2 separate regions of the Homo sapiens genome follow, and region 2 is linked to region 1. Evidence: read pairs that join two places in POLR2A ChIA-PET (ENCODE). Cell type or tissue: PC-9. All regions are shown on one strand. Each heading gives the region's core, and the rest is flanking DNA. Links, peaks and the distances in the headings are about the cores only.

Evidence for each region. ChIA-PET counts read pairs that join two places held together with the same protein. Peaks named below come from ENCODE experiments on the same cell type or tissue, not always from the same donor. Only the 100,000 strongest peaks of a DNase experiment are listed, where the experiment ranks them.
Region 2: POLR2A ChIA-PET joins it to region 1 with 22 read pairs; 1 of 35 experiments calls an interaction of 5 or more read pairs at or near these places.

What each region holds. Positions count from the first base shown.
Region 1 is chr20:63,229,191-63,234,449 of GRCh38, reverse strand. No RefSeq gene overlaps it. Among named protein-coding and RNA genes, the nearest start is that of BIRC7, 4.1 kb to the left of the region's middle. RefSeq lists a silencer at 549-744 and enhancers at 1,508-2,707, 2,781-3,550. In PC-9, for the core only: no CTCF peak of the experiment used is centred there; a DNase peak (open chromatin) is centred at 1,969; H3K4me3 peaks cover 1,410 bases; H3K27ac peaks cover 2,659 bases.
Region 2 is chr20:63,016,434-63,021,915 of GRCh38, reverse strand. No RefSeq gene overlaps it. Among named protein-coding and RNA genes, the nearest start is that of BHLHE23, 12 kb to the right of the region's middle. RefSeq lists an enhancer at 4,176-5,143. In PC-9, for the core only: no CTCF peak of the experiment used is centred there; a DNase peak (open chromatin) is centred at 2,325; H3K27me3 peaks cover 4,771 bases.

The DNA.
Region 1 (5,259 bases), core at 1-5,000:
AAAGGAGTTAGGCTAGACACAAGGTAGAACTTCCCAGTGTGTTTTCTGGGATGATCTCAGGGTACCTCGCCTTCGCCCCCTCTCTGTCCTCCAGTGCCCACCTCGCCTTCGCCCCCTCTCTGTCCTCCAGTGCCCACCTCGCCTTCACCCCCTCTCTGTCCTCCAGCGCCCACCTCGCCTTTGCCCCCTCTCTGTCCTCCAGCGTCCACCACACCTTCGCCCCCTCCCTGTCCTCCAGCGACCACCTCGCCTTCACCCCCACGTCCTCCAGCGCCCACCTCGCCTTCGCCCCCTCCCTGTCCTCCACCGCCCCCTCAGCACAGCGGTTACCTTTGGTCACTTCAGCAAAACCCCGGGTGTGGGCCTGGGGCCCTTTCAGGAGGACGTGGGCCTCAAGCTGGGTGGATTTGCTGCCTGGTTCCCAGTCTGCCCGCAGTGCACCGGGGAGGTGGGAAGAGGGGCCACTGTCTCCAGCCTGCTTCTTCCAGGGGAGAGACACATGCAGCACCCAGGTTTGCTCTGAACTCTCAAGCTGGGGACCCTCTGAGGTGGGCAGGCAGCAGAGGCCGCTGCCATGGCCTGTTATGGGACCCTCTCTTCCCACTGCTTGGGGCTCGGAGAGGAGACAAGGTTGGTGTCACTCCTGGAAGTGGAAGGAAAGGCCCTGGGGCCCACTGGGGAGTTGGGGTTAGCTGGGCCATAAGCCGAGCCCCGCTCCTCCGGTGGGATCGCCCCGAGGTCCTGTGCACCTCCAAACCCAGCAGGTGTTTCTCCACACGCATCGCAGTGCCATCCCAGTGCGTAACTGTGCAGGGAGCTGCTGAGGGGCGCTCAGCTGCTTTGCCGTGTGCGGCCGGCCCAAAATTCTCAAAACAAGGACTATCCATATGTTGCTTATTTAATTAAATAAAAAGAAATAAGGAGCTAAAAATAATGGTCATGTGCCTATTCCAGAAGTGTCGGGAATACTGGGAGTATAAAGAAAGCGAAGTTCGATGTCTGAGCCATCCCTGTGGGCACCGGGGCGTGTGTGTCTGGATTTGGCAGTTGCCCTGCAGCTTTGCAGGATGATACCGTGGGGTGGGGCAGGGTGCATGGACACCTCTAGGCTTCTTTGCAATTCTGCATCTACAATGATTTCCAAATAAAAGCTGGGAAAACCCATATGCCTTCTCCCCGCTGAGCGGTAAGCACTGCTGTTACTATTTTGCTGTTTTCTTCCAAACATACCCTAAACATCTTTATTTGCTATTTGCCCATTTTTCAAAATGAATAAACATCTGTCAGTACCTAGGAGGGCCCCCTGTGATGCCCCCTGGATCCCTGTGAGTCTTTACAATTAAGTCTCCCAGCTGAGAAGATGTCAGATGGGGAGCCGTGGGGAGAGGCCTCCAGGTCAGTGAGAAAAAAGCCCTGGGCCCAGCAGGGACTCCTAGAAGCCCCAAGACCCCACAGTGACTGGGATTTGCAGCTCCCTGCAAGATTCAGAACCAGCAGGAGTTGGAGGAGAATATCCCCAAATTGCCCCCCACAGTGATGGGGACTAGCCTATTAAGGCAGGAAAAGAGGACCGTCGTCAGGGCCGGGCTCAGCATTCTCCACCAACAGCTCACACCTCCCCCAAAGCCACCCAGCCATCCGGGAAAGTCCACGCCCTGAAACTGCGTGTGGGTGCCACACGAATGAGCCCTGCTCTACTCCATGAAGCCTGGGGTTGGGGCCACGTGGGCAGATAGGTGGACCCGCTGGGCACAGGGTTCGTCTTCCTGTGCAGAGATGGGGGGTCTCAGGAGGGGCCTCCAGAGAAGAAAACATCTCCCCCAGGGCTCATGCCTGACCTTTCACCGCCAGAGCCTCACAGTCTCCTCCTGTTAACTTTTCCTCTGGGAATGCTTTGTGAGTCATTAACACTTTAGTATAAACAAGACTCTCAACTTTCTCAGAAGGAAGTTAGTGGGATTTTTAGACGGGGATGGGATCAGCCTGGGATAAGAGGGCTGAGTCAGAGCCTGTGGAGGTCCAAATGCTCTGAGCAGAAGGTGAAACCGTCAGAGGCATGTGAACCAGAGCAGCTCCGTGTTGAACGGGAGCTGGGTAAAATGGTAAAATGAGGCTGAGACCCACCGGGCTGCATTCCCAGACGGTGAAGGCATTTTAAGTCGCAGGATGAGACAGGAGGTCAGCACAAAATACAGGTCACAAAGACCTTGCTGATAAAACAGGTCGTGGCAAAGAAGCCGACAAAAACCCACCAAAACCAGGATGGTCACGAGAGTGACCTCTGGACGTCCTCACTCTCCACCAGCGCCAGGACAGTTTACAAATGCCATAGCAACATCAGGAAGTTACCCTAGATGGTCTAAAAAGGGGAGGCATGAATAATCCACCCCTTGTTTAGCGTATCATCAAGAGATAACCAAAAAAGTGGGCAACCAGCAGCCCTCAGGGCTACTCTGACTATGGAGTAGCCATTCTTGATTCCTTTACTTTCCTAAGAAACTTGCTTTCACTTTACAGACTCACCCTGAATTCTTTCTTGCAGGAGATCCAAGAACCCTCTCTTGGGGTCTGGATCCGGACCCCTTTCCTGTAACAAAACTGTCTCCACAGGGCTGACAAGAATTGCATGTCGGGTTCTGGACAGAAATATTATTATAATTAAGCATTAATCAGACTGCACGGTGGCCCGCTTTCTCGCTGCTAAACATCACCACGTTGCCCTCGGTCGTGACCACTGTGTTCCCACAGATGCGATCCCTGATATTACAGTCATGAGGCTTTTGTTGATTCCTTAAGATGTTTTTCAGACCCCAAATTCCAGCAACCAGTTTGAAGACCCTCATGGAGGGATGGGATCCACATGAGAACAGCTTCTTCACTCTGTCCTGTGGCTTCACCCTGCAACCTTCTACTAATCAACCATCTGCACATTTGGCCCACTCCAAAACTCTGGAAAACCCCAGCCTCAAGGCAGGAGGACTGCTTGAACCCAGGAGTGCAAGACCAGCCTGGACAACATAGCGAGGCTCCATCTCCACAAAAAAATTTTAAAAACATAGCTGGGCATGGTGGTGCACAACTGTGGTCCCAGCTACTCAGGAGGCTGAGGCAGCAGGATTATGCGAGCCCAGGAGTTGAAGGCTGCAGGAGTGGTGGGCAGGGAAGTGCTGGCTAGAGGAGGGCATGGTCCCTGGCTAGGGCTCCACGCACAGGCCTGTGCCCACGGACCTAGGTGAGGATAGACACACCCTGCCTTCATGTCCAAATGTTGCATTTCCCAAGACCACCCTGCCCTGCCACGCCCCCATCTGGTGCCTATAGAAACCCTGAGACCTAGCGGGCAGGCACCTAAGCCCTGGACACGGAGAGGAGCCCATTGGCAGAACACACAAGCGGCTGGACGTCGAGAGGCCATCAGGGGGAGCACGCCGGCAGAAGAGCACACTGAGACTCCGGCAGGCGATCAGCTAGTGGAACGATGCAGAGTTTGGTTGGGATGGTTGGAGGAGAGCCCCGGCTGCTGAGCGGCCTGATTCCAGGGGAAAGCCATCTCCCTTCTGGCTCCCCCATCTGCCGAGAGCTACTTCCACTCAATCAAACTTTGCACTCATTCTCCAAGCCCATGTGTGATCTGATTCTTCCGGCACAGCAAGAACCCTGGGATACAGAAAGCCCTCTGTCCTTGCGGTAAGGCAGAGGCCTAACTGAGCTGGTTAACACAAGCCACCTACGGACGGCTAAACTAAGAGAGTGCCCTGTAGCACATGCCCACTGGAGGTTCAGCTGTAAACATTCACCCCTAGAAGCTGCCGTGGGGCTCCCTGCCCATCTATATGCTCCCCTAGGGGTTTGAGCAGCGGGGCCCCAAAGAAGCGAGCCAGTCCCCATCGCAGGCCCTGCAAGGGGACAAGGAAATCTTTGCCATTTCACTATGATTGTGCCCTTGAATTCCAGCGTGGGACTGTCTCAAAAAACAAACAAACAAACACCAAACAGACACCAAACAACAACAACAACAAACCCCAGCCCCAGATTCCTCTGGGAGATGGATTTGAGGTTCCCTCCCAGCAACTTCTTTAGTGACCCTATGATTAACCCCTTCTTTGCTGCAACCCAGCATCTCAGCATACAGACTTGCCGTGTCCATCGGCAGCAAACTATCATAGTTACAAAGAGACAACTGGGGCTAGGAAGGAAGAGAGTTTCCCTCCAGCTGTAGCAGGAGGAGTCATAGACAAAATTCCTCAGACACTGGATTGTGGAAGGAAAGAGCTTTATTCAGCTGGGATCGTCGGCAGACTCACGTCCTAGAAACCGAGCTCTCCGAATAAGTGATTCCTGTCCCTTTTAAGGGCTCACAACTCTAAAGGGGCTGTGGGGGCGGGGGTCGTGATCTATTGAGCAAGCAAGGGGTATGTGACTGGGGGCTGCATGCACCAATGATCAGAACGAAACAGAACAGAACAGGGAGTTTCATGATGCTTTTTTACACAATGTCTGAATCCATAGATAGCACAAGCCCTGAGGTCAGAGGTTGAATTTTAACACCAGGTCTGAAATGTGGTCCCCAGTTGTCTGTGATTTTTCACTTCTGCCAATTCTAACTTCTACTTTTTCAGCAAACAAGAAATTAAGTATAAGACAATATAAGGAATGGTCTCCTCTCTGACAGCTAGATGTCAGCTTGCTTTGGGATTCACTGGGAGGGTCCCAACCAGGACAGTGTGCCAAGCCCTATGCTAAGGCCATCACCCACATTCCCTCACTGATCTCCTCAGTTACCCTTCGAGATGGGCACAGAGCTTATTTCAGAGGTGAGGAAACCGAGGCTCAGAGAGGGGCACAATGAGTTGGCTGAGAGCGGAGATGGAGGGCCAGGAAGCCTGTCCAGGGAGGCAGCGGCAGCCGCTGCCGGGGGAGACATGATCCCCACGCGTGGGGTGGGGCCGCAGGAGGGCGATGGCCTGAGAACCTGCCGGGAGGCCAGTGCTCCTGTACCCTTCTTCATCAGGGAGGGGAGACGGGGAGTGTGGACGGTTCTTTTGATGGGGCATGAGTGATCTTCGGGGAGAAGGGAGGGACTCCAGAGACAGGAACTAACTTGTAAGTGATTCCCTTTGGAATTCGAATGACCTCCAGAGGAGACATTATCTGGGGCACAGGTCCGTCCAGGTAAGGCTGCATTGCTGCTGCCCTCTTTTCTGAGGTTTCAGGGAAGGGGTGGAAGGTGACTGCGCTTCTCCATGGTGGGGCCCGGCC
Region 2 (5,482 bases), core at 311-5,310, 210 kb after region 1:
CCCCTCACTCCTCCCCGCCTGCGCCCACATCATCTGGAATCATCCACACTGCAGAAGGACCCACCACCTGCACCCACGTCGTCTGGACCCATCCACACTGCAGAGAGACCTACCGCCTGCACCCACATCGTCTGGAACCATCCGGGAACCCAGAGGGAGACTCTGCACTCAGTGATGGGGGGGATGGGCAGGGCCCACGTGGACATCAGGGAGCCCCACGCTTGGTGCCCTGAGGTCTTCCCACAGTAGGAGAACCCAGCACCCACCGCCCAGGACTCTGGACACCCCCCCTCACACACCAGCTCCCAAGCTCTGCAGACAGACAGACGGCAGCACATACTCGGGCTCTGCCTCAGCGGGCAGAGTGCTCTCCAGGCGCAGGTCCCCGTCTGTAGGACAGGAGGGAAGGAGGCCGCTGAGTGCTTGCACAGAGCTGAGGCTTTACAGAGCCGGTCCCCTCCACTGCTCAATAAACGTCACCACTCAATAAACATCACCGGCCCCACCAGAGCCTCTCATGGTCCCCGGCCAGTGGAGAGAACAGGGACAGAAGCAGCCAGACTCCGGTGCCCGTCTAGGAAAGGGCCCCTCCCCTATAAACAACTAGAAACCGACAACACACGTGGACAGCAGCCTTCAGACTCGGGGTCTGGAGTGCAGGACCATGACCCCTGAGAGAGCAAGTGAGGGGCACCCACACTTGCCCGGCTCACCACCTGAAGACAGCTCCCATGCTGCGACTCAGAAGGGGCTGCAAACAGAACCCAGACATCTCTCTGAGCTGAGGAGACAGAAGGCATAGCCACGGGGCAGAAGACCAGAGACAGAGGGCTGCACAGAGAGGGAGCACCGAGGTCCACAGAGGGCTCCCCGAAAGCCTTAGAAAGGTACCAACTTGCACGTGCCTGGGATGAGACTGCAAGATGGGAGAAAGCCCTGGGGAATGGAACAGGGACAGCACCTGGAACTCACACAGGCCAGGAATAAGCTGCATCCCCACAGGGAGGGAGCGTCACCGGGAGAGCCCTCCAAAGGGAACTGCTACGGCGCTGAGATAACCTGCATCCGGCCTGCCAGCACCCAAGGCCAGCCTGGAAAGGGTCATCGGGTTCCCAGCAGCTTCACCACATACCAGGACTAAGCCCAACACTCTCTAAAGGGTTACAACAAAACCTGGCACCTAACAATGTAGCACTCACAAGGAAGCGTGCAGCCAAAAATTACCAAGGATGCAACAAAGGGGGAAGTATGACCCAGGATCAGGAGAAAAAAGAATCAACAGAAACAGACCCAGAAAGGACGGCGGCGATGGCATCAGCAGACAAGGACATTAAAGCCGCAGTCACAACTAGGGCCCACATTTTCAAGGACACAGAGGAAAACATAAGCGTGCTGAAGAGTGCAATGACAGATCTTTAGGAACCTAAACGCAATTTCAGAGGCGAAAAATACATCGGAAATGAAACACGATGGACAGGAATAACATCCAATGACATTTTTTAAGGAATGTGAAGACATAGCAATAGCAAATATTCAAAATGAAGCCCAGTGAGGGAAAAAAGACTGGAAGACCAATGGCTGGGCGTGCTGCCTCATGCCCGTAATCCCAGCATCTGGGGAGGCCAAGGCGGGCAGATCAATTGAGGTCAGGAGTTCGAGATCAGGCTGGCCAACATGGCAAAACCCCATCTCTACCAAAACTACAAAAAAATTAGCCAGGCCTAGTGGCAGTGCCTGTAGCCCCAGCTACTCAAGAGGCTGAGGCAGGAGAATCACTGAACCCGGGAGGTGAAGGCTGCAGTGAGCTGAGATCGCACCACTGCATCCCAGCTTGGGAGACAGAGCAAAACTCCATCTCAAAAAAAAAAAAAAAAATCCACAATATGCTGCACACAGCTAATGTGGTGGAGGGATCAAGAAAAAATGTTTAATAAAGTTTTTCAATTGGACAAAAATCTAGACAAGCTCCATGAACTCCAAGCAGAATAAACAGAAAGAAACCACGGCACGGCCATTGTAATAAAACTGTAGAAAACCAGTGACACAGAAAAATCTTAAAAGCAGTCAAAGAAAACAGGCATGTTACATAGAGAGACAGGAATTACAGCCGACATCGTGTGAAACGTCGTGAGCTGGGAGACAGACGACGCGTTAGCACATTTAAAGGACTGAAAGAAGAGAATACCTGTCAAGCTAAAACTCTACATCGGGAAAAATATCCTCACAAATGTAGGCAAATAAAGATTTTTTTCAACAAAAGGCCGAGAGAATTTATCACCAGCAGACGTGCGGTACAAGAAACATCAAAGTTATTCAGGCAGAAGGAAAATGACACCAGATGAGTCTACACAGACAAAGAAAGTGGCTAGATAGGGAAAATATGTGGATGATAAAAATGCTGTTTTTCTGGCTGGGCGTGTTTGCTCACGCCTGTAATCCCAGCACTTTGGGAGGCCGAGGTGGGAGGATCACTTGAGCCCAGGAGTTCAGTTTAGGCTGGGCAACACGGTGAGAGCTGTCTCTTTAAAAAAAAAAATGCTGTTTTTATTACTTTTCAAATTTTGAAAGATAATCGCCTGTTAAAGCAAACGTATTCATAATACACTGTGGGGTTTATAACATATGTGGATTTAGTAAAACGTCTGACAACGATAGTACAAAGGGCAAGCAGGCGGGTGGGCGGGCGGGTGAGTGGCGAGCGGGTGGGTGGCGAGCGGGTGGGCGGCGAGCGGATCTTATGCTGTTATGAACTCATGGTGCTCTTTAGAGCTACGCCTTGGTGATCTGGAAGCACGTACCAGAAGCCTACCTACTGAAGAGGGTGGCCACTAAGACGTAAGCCAAAGGGCCAGGTGCGGTGGCTCACACCTGTAAACCCAGCACTTTGGGAGGCCGAGGCGGGCAGATCACCTGAGGTCGGGAGTTTGAGACCAGCCTGGCCAACATGGCAAAACGCCGTCTCTACTAAAAATACAAAAATTAGCCGGGCATGGTGGCTCATGCCTGTAATCCCAGCTACTCGGGAGGCTGAGGCAGGAGAATTGCTTTAACCCAGAAGGCAGAGGTTGCAGTGAGCCGAGATTGCACCACTGCACTCCAGCCTGAGTGACAGAGCAAGACTGTGAAAAGAAAAAGAAACAAAGAGACAAAGAAAGTAAAAGAAAGAAAGGAAGGAAGGAAGGAAGGGAGTATCAAACAAGCGGGTAGTGACAGTAAGCACAGAGTCATGTGAAAGGTCCGTTAGTCCCAAACGATACAAGAGAAGAGGCAGCAAGAACAGGTGGGACAAATAGGAAAATCTCACAAACTCTGTGGAAAAGCCGCATTCTGAAACCACAAGGCATTGAAGAGAAAAATTCAAGACCTAAATAAATGGCAAGATGCCTTGTTCCCAGACGGGACGACACTGCATCATTGCGACAGTGATACCAGCGCACCCCAAATCGGGTTCCACCTTATCCGGGAGGAACCCTTGCCGAGCACGGCCAGGGCACACGCACCAACTCCGCAAACGCCGAAAGGAGACAGTGAGACTCTGCAGGTCAGAGCTGGGGACTGCAGCTGACAGCAGGGCCACCACATGGCAGCACCCAGTCCCCAGCCCTGAGTCTCGCAGGCCGTGAGGGCCCTGGTGGAGCCCATGCCCCAGGGCTCAGCTGCTTCCACATCAACACCGCAGAGCTGCGCTCTCAGCAGCAGGCGTCGGCCACCACCTGTGCACTCCCTGCTCAGCCCAGAGGACCTCTCGGGCAGCTCAGACGGACCCTTGACCCTCTAGGGCTGGGCATCTCATGGTCACAGTGGTGGCCCCGAAGGACGGCCTCCTGCCCGCTGTCTCTGCGGGGGGCACTCCAGTCCGGGGCCGCTGTGTGGAGCCGGGGCATGGCCTGCCTGTGGACATCACGCCCTGGTGCAGTGTCAGGTGACTGCACCACGGACCGTGTGCTATGGCGGCAGGGCTCGGTTAGAAGTTCCGAGTGCTGTGGCCAGGGCTAAGGGCCACAGAGAGGGAACCTGGGCTCAGGGGCCCTCAGAGCCTTCCCACCTCCACTGGCCAGAGGGGGAAAGGGTCAGCCCGCAGAGGGTGAGGACACAGGCGGTCGGAGTGGGGCTGGGGTCCGTGGGTGCACCTGCTGTGGTCCCAGCAGCGGGGATGCACAGGTGAGTACCCGGCCTGACCTCATTCACCTAAACACACGGCAGGAGGCAGGCGCCATGACTGCACCTCGGTTTACTCACTGTGGGGCAAGGAGAGAGTTAGGGGTCCAGGTTGGGCCACAAAATCCAGGCCTTGACCTCTGTCCTGGGGGCTGGTCCCCTGTGCCTGATGTGGCCTTGTGGGCACAGACCCCCCAGCCCTGCCACTGTGGAGCCCAGCCCTGCACCAGCCCTGCCACCATGGAGCCCAGGCCCCCTCTGCAAGTCCTGCCACTGTGAAGCCCAGCACCGCCCCCGCAAGCCCTGCCAACATGGAGCCCAGCCCTGCACCAGCAGGCCACCACATGAACCACACTCCAGTCCCTCCCCGTCCTCTCTCACCGTGGGAGGCCCCTCTGCAGCCCACTGAGGGCTCTCCTGAGGCAGGGCTGCCGGCCTGGGGGATGGGACGGGCCCACTCCATCACCGCCAGGCACCACCCCCTTCTTCAGGCCCACCCTGCACAGCCCAGCACTGGCGCCCTCCTGGCTGCCTCCCGGGTGCTTCAGGGACCCCAGGACCCGTTGATGTGGCCCCAGAGTGGCCAAAGACACACTTGGCCGCTGCACCCCTGCTCCCCGAAAAGCCTCGCCCAGACTTGGCCACTGAGATGCAAACCTGGGGCCTTGCTGCCTCCCGGCAGCCAGAAGAAGAAATGCCCAGGTCAGCCGCCCCGACCAGCCTGCAGAGCCCTGGAGACACTGGTCCCATCATCTGGGGAGGCCCTGGACCCCAGCCTGTCCCCAGACAGCACCGAGGGGCTGGGCAGAGCTAGTCAGACCATCTCCCCAGGCCTCCCCTCCTCCTTCCCAGACTGAGCCCCCACTCATGTCCCCATAAGGTGCTCAGCAGGGGCTCAGGACAGCATGGCCCCAGCAAGGGCTCAGCAGGTGCCAGGCTGCCCTGTGCCCCTCCAGTCCACTCAGGGCACCTGGAAAGAACACAGGTGGACAAGGATGAGGACAAGGAAGCGCAGCCACAGCGTGGGGGTGGCGGGGCCTTAGAAACAGAGCAAGGGAATTGGGGACTTTGTCGAATGTGCTGACGTCAGCGTCTGCACATGGTGAAGGCCGGGAGGCCGAACAATGATATTCAGGAGGCGGAGTGCACTGAGTGCCTTTCATCTGGAGGCTTTCAACTAACATTGGGTTTATCAGACGTGACCCTGGCATGATCCAGGAGCCCCCATACAGGGGAGCGAGTGCAGAAATGGGGAGTCCCACAGGGCAGTGTCTCAGTCACCTGCTGCCTGGAGCAAACTACCCCAGAGCTTGGTGGCTTAAAA